Linked DNA regions of Mus musculus: region 1 is linked to region 2. Evidence: chromatin contacts called from ENCODE Hi-C or POLR2A ChIA-PET data. All regions are on one chromosome and are shown on one strand. The core of a region is the stretch at or near the end of the contact, and the rest is flanking DNA. Distances in the headings are between cores, read along the strand shown.

The links. Hi-C counts contacts between places; a loop is a spot of excess contacts on that map. ChIA-PET counts read pairs that join two places held with the same protein, here RNA polymerase II (POLR2A).
Region 1: a map of T-helper 17 cell shows a loop between it and region 2 (3-fold over the local background). The contact joins the promoter of Hps1 here to the promoter of Zfyve27 in region 2. A Hi-C loop is called at or near these places in 1 of 37 maps with a recorded cell type or tissue (T-helper 17 cell). POLR2A ChIA-PET finds 5 or more read pairs at or near these places in 1 of 5 experiments (embryonic stem cell).

Annotation. Positions count from the first base shown.
Region 1 is chr19:42,776,931-42,782,905 of GRCm38, reverse strand. It overlaps Hps1 (HPS1, biogenesis of lysosomal organelles complex 3 subunit 1), which reads left to right and starts at 2,928. Exons shown (of 20, transcript NM_019424.3): 1 at 2,928-2,992; 2 at 4,260-4,352; 3 at 4,623-4,784. The coding sequence starts at 4,668. It overlaps Gm16244 (a long non-coding RNA gene), which reads right to left and starts at 3,874. Exons shown (of 2, transcript XR_386720.3): 1 at 3,563-3,874; 2 at 1,332-3,466.
Region 2 is chr19:42,168,354-42,175,158 of GRCm38, reverse strand. Zfyve27 (zinc finger, FYVE domain containing 27) reads right to left here and starts at 4,592. Exons shown (of 13, transcript NM_177319.3): 1 at 4,374-4,592; 2 at 3,416-3,613. The coding sequence starts at 3,612.

The DNA of each region.
Region 1 (5,975 bases), core at 1,679-4,178, 610 kb before region 2:
CTACAGAGCCTGTTACACAGTGCCCTACCCGAGCTTTCTCCTTCACCTGCCCCACTCCTCAAGTCCTGACAATCAAGTTCTTGGCTCATTTTAATCAAAGAACAACCTGAATTAGTCCATTCCTAGTGAACTAGTGAACATTAATAGTACTAGATACTGCGTCCTCTACTGGACATGTGAAGAACAATTTGAAAACCCAGATAGTGTGTGACTTTTCCTGTCTTGCGTGTGCCCGACTCAACCATCAAGAACGACGCTGCAACAGGATCCTTCTGCACACGTTTATTGGGAGAGCTTGATTGCAGAGGCGAAGAGACCCTGAGCCCAGAACTGGTGCTGCTTATATAGGCCTAGGAGAGGCGTGTCTCACACCCAGATTGGTTATGCACTATGCCTCATTTGTATGTTCCTCATCTGATTGACTACTCTCTCTCAGTACCTCACAGAACCTCATTAACATACCTCATTTGCATGTCTCACATCTGATTGGTTATATTCTCAGTAACTCATTAACATGCCCGCGCCAGGCAGTGACTTGACAAAAAGCTTTACTGCGTATGTACACATTGGTTGTTTGTCCAAACTTATGCGTGGTGGCCAGCAGTAGCCAGCGCCACTCTGCAACAGCACATGTGGCTTCCCACATTCCTGGAAGGATGTGTGCAAAGTCTACTCCGCCAAGACAGGGCATCAACGATAGACCAGAAAAAAAAAAAATGACTCCCTCAAGGTCTAGCTTAATGACTGAACACATTCACTGAGGTGACTTCCAGGAGCACGGGCTACTCAAGAGCAGCTGCACCACACAATACCCAACCCAGCATAGAGGACAAGTCATGAAAGCTGCCTCCCTGGCTCCACCAGAGTCTCCTCTCCCTAGCTTTCATGACCGTGGGGAGGGACCACGAGAATCCTATAATCTACTGAGTCTCCAAGGCTTTTCTCGTGAGCCCGAGCCTCAGAGGCTCCTCCTCCCACCAAAAGAGAAAGTTTCCGTTCAGAGGAATGAGTTACAGAGCAAACTGCAAGGTGGGCAGTTGGGCCACTGAAGGTGCAGAAGCTAAGCCACATCCACAGGCCACGGCAGCACTACCAGACCCATTTTGATCACTTCAGAAGAGAAATTGTCCAGACTCTCCGTCCCTCAGAGTCCTCATCTATAAAATGAGGACTTTAGGTTAGGTGTTCATGACTGGGCCGGGACAGGAGGTAACTCTAGAGTTTGCTGGCAGCTAGCCTGACCAAAAAGTAGTAAACTCCTCATGTACTCATGGGCCACACTTAAACATACACACACACACACACACACACACACACACAGAGACAGATCAAATAATGGTATTTTTAATATATATCTAACTTAAAACATATCTACAACATAAAGAAATCTTACAATCCAATAATAAGTCAATGGCTAAAAATAGATTAATAATAATAATAATAAAAGGGGTAGAAGATATGAATAAATGTTTATTTGAAAGCAAAAAAAATTTTAAAGCTACACAAATGAAGAGAAAAACCACATGAAGAGATGATCGGCGCCATTCTTTAGTCATCTGCAAGACACAAGTCACTAGCATCAGGTAACATGGACTAGATTAGTTATAAATTGTTCACGGGTAACAGTTATTCAGGCTTACAAACTGTTTGAAACAAGGGGGAAATGACCGACCGAAGTCAGGATAGTGTCGGCAGATTCAGGACTCCAGGAGACTGATGCTTGTGGCTGTACTGTGGAGCCTGGCTGAGCAGGGTGGTGGCGAAGGCGCAGGCGCAGGCGTTTGCGATGTTGTTTAATTGTACCTTAGGTAGCTAGAGTGGCCGCAGCACTGGCTCTTGGCCTCTGCCTAGTGGGTGCGGAGTGCTCATGCTGGGTCGTACACAAAGTTTCTCAGAAGCACCAAGGTACCCAATGAGGACCTGTGGTAGGCGCCCAACCTCTTCTGTGGACTCCATTGGCCTTCTTCACTCTTTCTGCCCCTCCAAATACACATAAAAATCTTGATAGTATGCAATCACTCGCAGGTTCAAGACAAAAGCCCTAATGTGTATGCAGCCCTCAGTCAGACTGGGAACCTTTGTAAATCAAGGAGCCCAAAGGTAGCTGGGCTCTTCTGCATGGTGTACTGGCTGGTTTTGTGTCAACTCGACACAGCTGGGGTTATCACAGAGAAAGGAGCTTCAGTTGAGGAAATGCCTCCATGAGATCCAGCTGTAAGGCATTTCCTCAATTAGTGATCAAGGGGGAAAAGCCCCTTGTGGGTGGGACCATCTCTGGGCTGGTGGTCTTGGGTTCTATAAGAGAGCAGGCTGAGCAAGCCAGTAAAGAACATCCCTCCATGGCTTCTGCATCAGCTCCTGCTTCCTGACCTGCTCGAGTTCCAGTCCTGACTTCCTTTGGTGATGAACAACAGTATGGAAGTGTAAGCCGAATAAACCCTTTCCTCCCCAAACTGCTTCTTGGTCATGATGTTTGTGCAGGAATAGAAACCCTGACTAAGACACACGGGTTCCGCCCCCTGGAGGTAAGTAAGGGAAAGCACCCACAAAAAGGGTACCTTTCACCTACAACTAGATTCGGCAAGAAAACGAAAGGCTGGGAAGGGCCAGGTGAAGGTGCAAGGAAACCTGGGTTCTGGTTCCATTTGTTCCTTCTTCAGCAAGGGGGTTCCCTCGGGGTTCTCAGTTGCCCCTTCTGTAAATCTGTGGGGAATCCCTTTAGCTAAATCAAGCAAAAGAGACTCTAGAAATGTCACCGGCTCAGCTGGTGCCTCTAAAGGCAGTGAGATACCTACTTATGCCAGGGTGAACGTGGCACGGCTCCCTAGCGGCGGGTGACCAGCAAGCACAGTAGCCTGAAGGGTGAGCAATGCCTGACGGGGCGGGGCTCGAACCCACAAAGCAGGCCCCGGTCATGTGGCTGAGTCACGTGTCCTACCCGGAAGCGCGCCGCAGGCTGGCTACACGCTGGGCGGTGCGAGCCGCGGATCCGGTACGTGGGCATCGTGGGTGACCAAGCGCAGTCCTGGGTCGCCCCTCGGTGGGCACCTCCGGCAAGCTCTCCCAGTTTGGAGAGGCCCGGGCACCCGGGGAAACCCGCATCAGTCTCATGCCTTTTGGAGCGGGCGTCACAAGCCAGGCCTTCGTCCCCGGGAGGAGAGGGGGAGGGTACGTCAGAATTTCTGGGTGTCGTTGAAAGAGTGCTAAGCAGCTATTGGGCGGAGCCACGCAGTGAGGCGGTGCTAAGCGGCGCAGGGAGAGACTCCCTCCTAGGCCAGCTGCTCCTGCTGGAGCATCACAGGCTATAGTCCCCACCCCTCGCACCCACCCCCCAACTGAGCTGTGTTAGGCGGGACAGAGGCCACGGGGACAGTTTGCTAGGGACAATGAGAGAACTGTGACCCGGGTGGTAAAAGTGGGTGCAGGGGATTTTTCTCAGAATCGCCCTTCTCTTCAAAGTTTCCTCCTTTTAGAGCAAAATATAAAGAGAACAAAGATCAGAAAATGAGGTTAGCCGCAACCGTAAAACCAGATACCCACCGAAAAGTATGCGGGTGCTTACCGGAAGTTACCATCAAGGCAAGCCCGAGAATGGTGCAGCCAGGCTCAGAGTTTCATTGCTTTCAAAATCCCCAGGATCAAACCTTCCTCCTCCGCCTTAGATTCTTCTTGCCTGTTATCAAAATGGGAGGATTCCAGAGGCAGCTTATTTCTCTTGTTATTTGAAGCCGGGAAATAAGAATAACACCTACCCACCGTTCTTGTCCTTAAGATGAGCCTACTGGGCTGAGGTTGCGACCTGGCTGGTAGGAACCCCGTAACCCGGTAGGAAGGTGCAACAGCGCTCTGTTCCCTGGCCTCCCAAGAGGAGTTTGAATCTCTGAGTTGAATGGGACCTTAGGAAAGCCCAACCAGAACCAAACCCGAATGCAGCTTTTCACTGGGACCTCCTGCCAGCTTGCGATGGGTTGTGTAGTAACCCATCCCTGCTCACCGCTCCCTGGGGCTGCTCAGGGTGGGATTGCTGACCCCACCTGTGTGTGAATGAGTGACCCAAATATAAACTGTCCAGTTGCAGAGGAGGTAGGAGCTAATGTGTCATCAACGCTTGCTCCACATAAAGGACACCTTCTAGCTTGTGGTCCTTAAAATGGGGGAACCTGTGACTTCTCAGCCCGTGTCCAGGTTGTCCACTCTCAGGAACAGGCGGCAGTGGAAACCAGACCCTCTGAATGCCTTCATGCCTTTTCTGCCTTAAGCATTTGCAGGCCCAAGGATGCTGTGCTGCTGTTGTCTGCTGACCTGGTCAGAGTATCTAGCTCCTCAGAAGCCCTGCTGTGTGCTTTGCCAAGGTAAACCATGCTCCTCTCCTGGAGGATGGAGGGTGGAGAGGTGGGCAGCACCCACTTGAAGAGCAGAATGAGAGGAGCGAACTGAACTGCCACATGCACCTCTTTGTACATTTCTTCCCCCTCCCCCTCTCCAGCCCTGCCCCCACCCCCCATGTCACTACTTCATTGGGGGAACCAAAGACAGGAACCCCAGAAGGACTGGGTGATGGCAGGCATGCAGACGAGGGTTCCGTGAGTGTCCATTGTTTTGAAGCCCATCTCCTTACCCAGGCTGAACTCACGGATGTGACCTTTGCCCTCGCTTTTCCCTGGAAGATGAAGTGCGTGTTGGTGGCCACCGAGGGCGCAGAGGTCCTCTTCTACTGGACAGATGAGGAGTTTGCTGAGAGCCTCCGGCTGAAGCTCCAGCAGTCAGAGGATGAGGAAGAGGAGGTAATTACAGAACAGGCCGTCCTGGTGGAGGTGGGGTTGGTAGAGGAGCCACAGAGCCACCCGAGGCCAGGAGGTCCCAGTGCCTCTTCCAGGCAGGCAGGAGGAGTCCGCAGGGCCTGTGCCTGGCCAACAGGGGGCAGCCTTTTGATGTCTTGAGTACTGTGATTTCCTATCTCACTGTCTGGGCCAGTGATTGGGGAAGGGGGTAAATTTTAGCCTCACAAGAGGGAGACTTGATGTCAGGTTCTCCATCTGAAAAGCTTGGCGTACCCATAATGATTAATTTTTAACAACTCTATTAAGTATAACTAGACCAACTGTTATCTGTTCACATTTAAATTATATAGTCCGATATATCTATATCTGTGATTCCATCATAGTCAGTGAACTGTCTGCCACCCCCAAAGGCTTTAACCCCTCTTTCACTTCTTTTCTCCCTAAGAGTCAGTGAGCCATTGCTGTCCGGTGAGTCTGTTATGTAGACCTATCTAGAACAATCATACACAGCAGTGTGGGTACATTTTGTGTTGTGGTTGGCTTGGGCTGGCTCTTTTACCTCAGCGTGACTCTTTGCCATGTCTTCATCTGTCCCAATTAGCGCCTATCAGTCAACCAGTTCTCTCATATCTATAGGCTGTAATCTGTTTCTTCGTTTCCTTCTTGGTGGACGTTTGACTTGGTTTTAGGTTTTGGTTACCATAGACATATGTTGGCTGTGAACATACACATCTTTGTGTGAGTTTGGACTCTGTGGGTGTTTGTTGTTGTTTTGTTTTGTGCGTATGGATGTTTTTCTTTCGTGGTTTGTTAATCCTGAGATTTGCAGGAGAAAAACCAGTCCCACCATTTTGAGCCGAATTTGAAGCAAGCTTTAATTAAATACTGACTGGGATGGGCTTTGGTCAGGACTGTCCCCTGGAGTTCCCAGCTGAGTGGCCCTAAGACACATGTTGCAGGGGCTTATAAGGAGAAACCCATACAGCCACCATATTTTCCCTTAGAGCGTAGTTATTTTCAGAGAACTTCAACTCCCAGCATTCCAGGAAGTTACCTGGTCCTGGGGTGGGTGGCCTTATAGGTTAACCTCAGGTCTTAACAGTGTATCTACATACCATGTGCATGCAATGCCCACTGAGGCCAGAAGGGGGCATTATATCACTTAGAATTGAAGTTACCAAAAATTGTGAGTTG
Region 2 (6,805 bases), core at 3,343-5,842:
GAAAAGAAAAGAAAAGCAAAGAAAGAAAAGAAAGTAAGAAAGGTCTACACTCAACCCTGTTTGAGAAGTGAAACCATCACACTTCCAGTGAAGGCACTCTCCTCCAAAGCCATCCTCCTGTCCTAACGCCTTTACTGACAGTTTGATCCTGGGAGACCCACAAAGTGGAGCAGCTGATCCTAGAAGAGTCTTAAAATTTTACTGTGGCTCCAGACCCAATAGCCAAACTCCAAGATTAGGTCCCTCTTCAGTCTAACTCTCTTTACTAAAAAAAGAACAATCAAAAGCATAAACTAATCTGACAGCCACTTTCACAGACCAGTGATCCCTCTGCCAGCATCCAGAGACTCCAGCTGGGGGGAGCTCCCCCTCCATCCAGCGACACACTGCTCTCCGCATAGCCTCAGACCCCTGATTCCAGATCATGGAAAACCTTAAAGTCAGTGTGCCAAGAAGCACTTTTCTCTGTCAGCAGAGAAAAGGAGAACAGGGGATATGTAACTTGTGTGCTTTGCCTGAAATGGCAAAACAGAGGGGACAGACAGGGTAAGAATGGCAGAATGCACAGCCACAGCTCTCTAGGAAAGTCAAAGTTCATGGGCTAAGGAAAGAGAGAAAGGCCTCTCCTCCTTCCTACGTCCTGCACTCAGAGCACACGGATCTCACAGCAGAGAGCACAGCTGTGAGCACTTATCCCCATCTCTCGACTCTGCCATACAGTCACAAGGGGTGGGTGAGACTGTACGGCCTTGTCAAGGAGTACTACTAAGTGGTGTACCAGGTTTGTTCGCCTGGGAGCTCAAAGAAAAAAAATCATAATTAGAAGTGGTCCCCTACTTCTAGACTGAAACAAGGATACAGACTCAAACGCACCCTTCAAGGTAACACAGTCCACTCCTACCATCTTCTTTGGCACCCAAAGCAGCTGCATGTCTTTAAAACAATCTGATGGGAACTAGAGGCTTGTTTATCATGAATAAGCATGCAAGAACACACAATTCTGTTTGCAGCTTCAGGGGATTCACCCTTAAACCTGTCCACAGGTTCCAACTTAAGAACCTACTCTGAGCTGGTGAGATGGCTCAGCAGGTAAAGATGCTTGCAGCCAAGCCTGCAGGCCTGAATCTCATCTCTGAGACCCATGTGGTTGGTAGAAGGAGAGAGTCAACTTCTCCAAGTTGTCCTCTGATGTATACACATACACAACTCTCCCCTCTTCTGCTTTGGACACAAATTTTATGTGATTCTTGGGAGTCATGCCACATTCAGGACACAATACTTCCTTTGGAAAAGAAAGTCTTTAGCTTGAATGAAGTCCAGTTTTTAGTCTAACTTTCCAGTTAAAGAGCTATACACAGCTAAGCAGACCATTCTCAGAAGGAAATTCTGTAGGACAGTGAGCCCAGTCACTTCAGCAAGCCAGTACATTAAACAAGAGCCTGGGATAGTTTGAAAAAGATTTATAGGAGATAAAAACCACATGAAATGCAGTGCCAGATAGGAACCTGACAGGAGGTGCAAAACAAGTGCCCATGACATCCTTGGAAAAAAATAGAAAAGTGGGAACTCACCAGAGAAAGATATCAAAAAATTACTTTTAATTCAGTATAACATTATTTTGATAATATCAAAGGCCTTTATTAAAAAAAACATAAGCTGCCGGACGTGGTGGCGCACGCCTTTGATCCCAGCACTCGGGAGGCAGAGGCAGGTGGATTTCTGAGTTCAAGGACAGCCTGGTCTACAGAGTGAGTTCCAGGACAGCCAGGACTACACAGAGAAACCCTGTCTCGGAAAAACAAAAAATCAAAAAGAACAACAACAACAACAACAAAAAACCATAAATTTAAGTAATCAGAAGTGTAAAGCCATTTATTTGCAATTTAGGCTTTTTGTTTTGTTCTTTTTTTTTGGGGGGGGGGTTGTTTGTTTTGTTTTTTTTTTTTTTTTGAGTCAAGGTGTTAGATAGCTCAGGCTGGCCCCAAACTTGCTATGAAGCTAAAGCTACTTTGTGAACTTCTGATGCTCTTATCTCTACCTCCTAAATTCTGGGATTATAGGCATATTCCCAGATAAAATACTTTTTAACATAAATCAAGGCAGGAGTTGAAGAGATGGTTCATTAGTTAAGACGCAGGCTGAGTTCCTAGCACCCCCACAGAGGCTCACAACTATCTGTAACTCCAGTTCTGGGTGATCTGACAACCTCTCCTGGCCTCTAAGGACACCAAACAAACATACGGTGCATATAAATATATACAGACAACACAGCCGTACACATAAAATCTAAAACAAAGATAAATCACTTAAGGAAAAAACAAACATTTTAATGTAAACAAGACAGGCTAGGCATAGTGGCGCATGCCCTTAATCACAGCACTCCAGATAGTGGCAGACAGACCTCTATGAGTTCCAGGCCAGTCAGGAATATAATAAGACCATGGCTCAAAAAACAAAAACAAAAACATTTTTTAAAGCAAGTTGGTCCCAGTACTTGTAAGTCTGCAACAGAATGCTTGGAAGTCTGAGAGCAGCCTGCACTATGAGTTTCAGACTAGCCTGTGATATATACAATGAAACACTATCTCAACAACAAAAAGAAAGGAAAGGAAGCTGGAAGAAAATTACTGAGGATTAAAAAAATGAAGCAAAAATAGAAAAAAATTGAAAACCATAATCCCAAGTAACAGTGAAAATGGCATCTCGTTTTTTCAAAGGTATTTGTAGTTGAGTTTGTTTAAAATTATAACTTGATGGTAAGATAGCTTAGCCAGCTGGGCAGTGGTGGCGCACGCCTTTAATTCCAGCGCTTGGGAGGCAGAGGCAGGAGGATTTCTAAGTTTGAGGCCAGCCTGGTCTACAGAGTGAGTTCCAGGACAGCCAGGGTCACACAGAGAAACCCTGTCTCGAAAACAAAAACAACAACAACAACAAAATAGCTTAGCCAGTAAAGTGCTTGCTGCCAAGCCTGTGTCTGTCCCTAGAATCCACCCTGGAAGGAGAGCTAACTCCCAAAAGCTGCCCTCTGACCTGCACACAACGCCACATGCATACAAAAGAATAAAAATCAAGATTTTAATATTAATTACATTAATATTCAGAGAGAAAAGGGAAAAAAAATCCCTACATCTGCTCTAAGCTATACTAGGCCAGTGTCTTTCCAGCAGTCCCTAAGAGGAGCTTATCCAACTACAGTCCTGATGAAGACCAAGTGGTTCTCAGTTCCCACCTTCCCTGCATAGCGCTGGAACACAAGTAGACCTGAATACACCTAAAGGTCACACAAGTCTCCCCAGAACTAGTCATCGCTAGAGCAGAAAGGATAGCCCAACTACTGCCTAGCTGGCCAGAACTGCTAAAGACCAGGGAGACAGGAGAGCCCAGAGGAAGAACAAAGGAACCCTAAAGTCTGTACCTTAGCAAGTATCGAACACCGTCCCCTGCATCCTTCAGGGGTTCCAGGTAGATCTCCAGCCTCTTGTAGGACAGGACCAGGTTGAAGAGATCAAACGCTGCTGACTTGGTAGGGGCAGGTGGACACTCAGAGAGAACCTCAGGCATCCCGCTGGGGCTCGCCTCCGGCCCACTCAGGTCCCGATCCGAAGTCTGCATTCTGTAATCGTAAATCCCTACACTCACGATGCACTTCCAGACTACAACACATTTCCCCCTTGCATTACAGTTCGTGTGGTTCCTAAGGTTAACTGTGAGAGGTGAACGCGAATACCCATCTCACACTGCAAGAAATTTTATTCCTACTGAAGTAGGAAGTAGCAGGGTGAAGGGGATGTCTTCGCTATAAAGCCTATCACTCTTCATGAGCCCCTCCAACGCTCCTTTCCCTCACAGACCTTTCAAGAGCATATAAACCATTAATAACCAGGTTGTTGAAAGAAGGCAGTAGGTAATGCCAAGAGAAAAGATGTCCTGTGACATCTTTCTCCTATCTTTAGCTCCTCCTTCAGGTGTCAGGGTAAGGGGGACCATCTTGTCCTGGGAAGTCTTTATGAACGCGCCAGTGTACACTGGGAGACCCTTACCAGGGCTCCCAGAGGTTCATGAATTTCTCCTAACAACACTCTTATCACGCTCTTAACCCTGGCTCCCATTCATCACTTGGAAAGGGGTCGACTGGACCCCAAACTCTCGACAGGACGAGCTAGGGAGAAAGGGAACCCAAGCAAGCGCGAGACAGGCTTAGCAGGTCAGTGCCGACAGAGGCCCAGACCACCAGCCTGTCTGAGGCCGCGCAGGGCAGGACACGCCTAAGGTCGCTGTGCCTGCAGGTGGCGACCCACACGCGGTGGGAGGGCCGGAGGGCCAGGCTCCGTAAATAAATACAGTGAGGCTGGGGCGTCACGGTCGTCACCTACCCGGACGCTGTCCCAGGAAAGGAAGAGACAGGAACGGCCAGGGGGACAGAAGGGCCACCAAGCCCCGGAGCGGTCCCTCAGGCCAGGCCCGCCCCACCCCACGCCACGCCACGCCACCTCCCACCGACGCTCCGAAGTCGCAGGTCCACCCGGGAACCGTCTGCCCCTCCACCGCCGTCGCTTCCGGGACGCGACTCACTCTGCGGTGGCGCGCCCGTGACGTCACCGCGCCCGTCCCGCCTTGGGTCCGGCCTCCGGGCTTAGCTCCTCCCACCCAAGCGCAGGTGAGCAAGCGCGTTGATACTGCGCCTGCGCACTCTTCCCTCCTTGGCTAATTTCTGGTTAACTCTGTTCCTGCCACCCAAGAGATGACTCGTTTAATGCCCGGGAGTCCTAGGACCTGGGAGCCAGCCTAGCTCCGGAACATTACAGCAAGGACAGTTAGAGAGTCTAGCGTGGTGACACACTTGTAACCACAGCCTTTTGGTTTCTGAGGCTGGAGTATTGCAAGTTCAAGGCCAGTCTTGGCTATGGGAGCTTCTGGCTCAAAAAAAAAAAAAAAAAAAAAAAAAAAAGTGGGGCGTGTGGGGGCAGGGATGGAGAAGGATAAAAAAAAAGAAAGAAAATGTGGATAGAAGCTCTGAGAACCTAGGGAAGACAGAAAACACATCTTGTATGTCAGGTGCCTATGGGTAGTGCCATTTTAACGGTGAGAGAGCCCCTGGCTTGCTGCAGGAAGACACAGCAGCACAGAAACCAGCTGTCTGCTATAGTGCTTGCCGTGAGAACGCAGAGACAAACTGTACACGACACTGAAGTTTCTCTAGTAGTATCAGTAATTTCGAGGGTTACAACATTAGCAGAGACGGAACGGTGGTCCGTAGCTGCTGTGTTCAAGGTCCTGTGCAGGCCGTTCCTAGCTCTATCCTCTTCACATCTTGTGACCCAGCTGTTGTCCCTTAAAACACACCTCCCATGGGTTTCCATTTAACCAGCAGGCAGGCAGTACACTAAGCTTTTTGTGCACATTATCTTATCTGTTCCTCCTTCAATAACCCTATCGGGGTTATCACCATTTCACAGATGAGGAGTTGTAGTCATGGTAAGTAACTTCTTTAATGTCACAGCACATAAACTGCTCGGAGCTGGGATTTGAGCCAAATACATCACTGGATGCCAGCAACCCCAGCCATACCACCACCCACACGAGGCTGCATCCACTGGCTTCATCTGTCCTGCTGTTCTCTCTCAGGTGCCTCAGTCTCAGCCAGCTGAACCCTCTTTGTTACCTGCAAGGGCCCTGGACTCTTGCCAAGTCCTCAGATTGCTTGTCACACCTGCCTGCCCCGATTCTTGCTTCCATCCAAACCCAAGCAAGCCATCATAGCAGGAGTCAGCTGTGAGCAGCCTTCCCTAGCTGTTCAGCCGACAATAACCCCTCCTCTGAGCTACCCCAAAGCTTCACTGACATCTCGTCCAGCATCTCTTTTTCAGAGAGACAGGCACGCCTGCTCTCCTCAGCCAGGACTCAGCTGCACTGGGAATCTGGGCTCTCCTCACTTCCTTCAGGCTGGTCACTGTCCCACAGGCTCTGAAATCTTTACTCTCAGTAATACCCCTTCGCCTGGAGACAAGATGCACAAGAAATTTCTTTACCTCCACTTTTGTTTCCTCCTCTGACTTGCCCGCTCTTCTGCTCATTCCTCACCTATTCAGCCCTCGCCAACTGTAATCCCGTCTTCCTGGGTCACCTCTGCCTTTCTGGCTGCCACACCCAGCGAACATTTCCAGTCTTCCTTGCAGGAGCTCTCAGCAACACTGGACACTTCGCTGTTCTTCCTTTCCCCACCTGAGCGTCCAGGAGACCACCTCTCTTGGCCTCCTACCCTCAAGGTCTCCTTAGGGTTTTTCTTCCCTTGAATGTCATCTATCTGCCACCTTCCTTGCTTCTAACCCTCCCTGGGGATTGCATTCACGTTCACATTCACCATCAGCCGTTAGCTAATGTCATCAGAAGCTAGAGCACTGGCACTATGCGCCCTATAGACCAGACTGGCCTCTGCTTCCTGAGGGATGAGATTAAAGTCGTGCAGTGCCACCGCCCAGCTCCTCAGCACATTTTAAGTGCTCAAAATCTGTGGACTGGCAAGATGACTTGGTGGATAAAACACTTGCTGTACAAACCTGAAGGACTGAGTACAATCCCCCAGCCCCATGGTGAAGGAGAAGCAATTCCCCAGAACTGTCCTCTTGCCTCCTCTCATGCACACATGCACAGCTGCAAACACACACACACACACCACATACATAATAATGTTTTTTTTAACGTTAGTTGTGGGTGGGCACTGAGAAGTGGCTCATCAATTAACAGCACTTGCTGCTCTTGCAGAGGACCTGGGGCTGGTTAGAGTTAGTGATGTAGACCCAGAGTT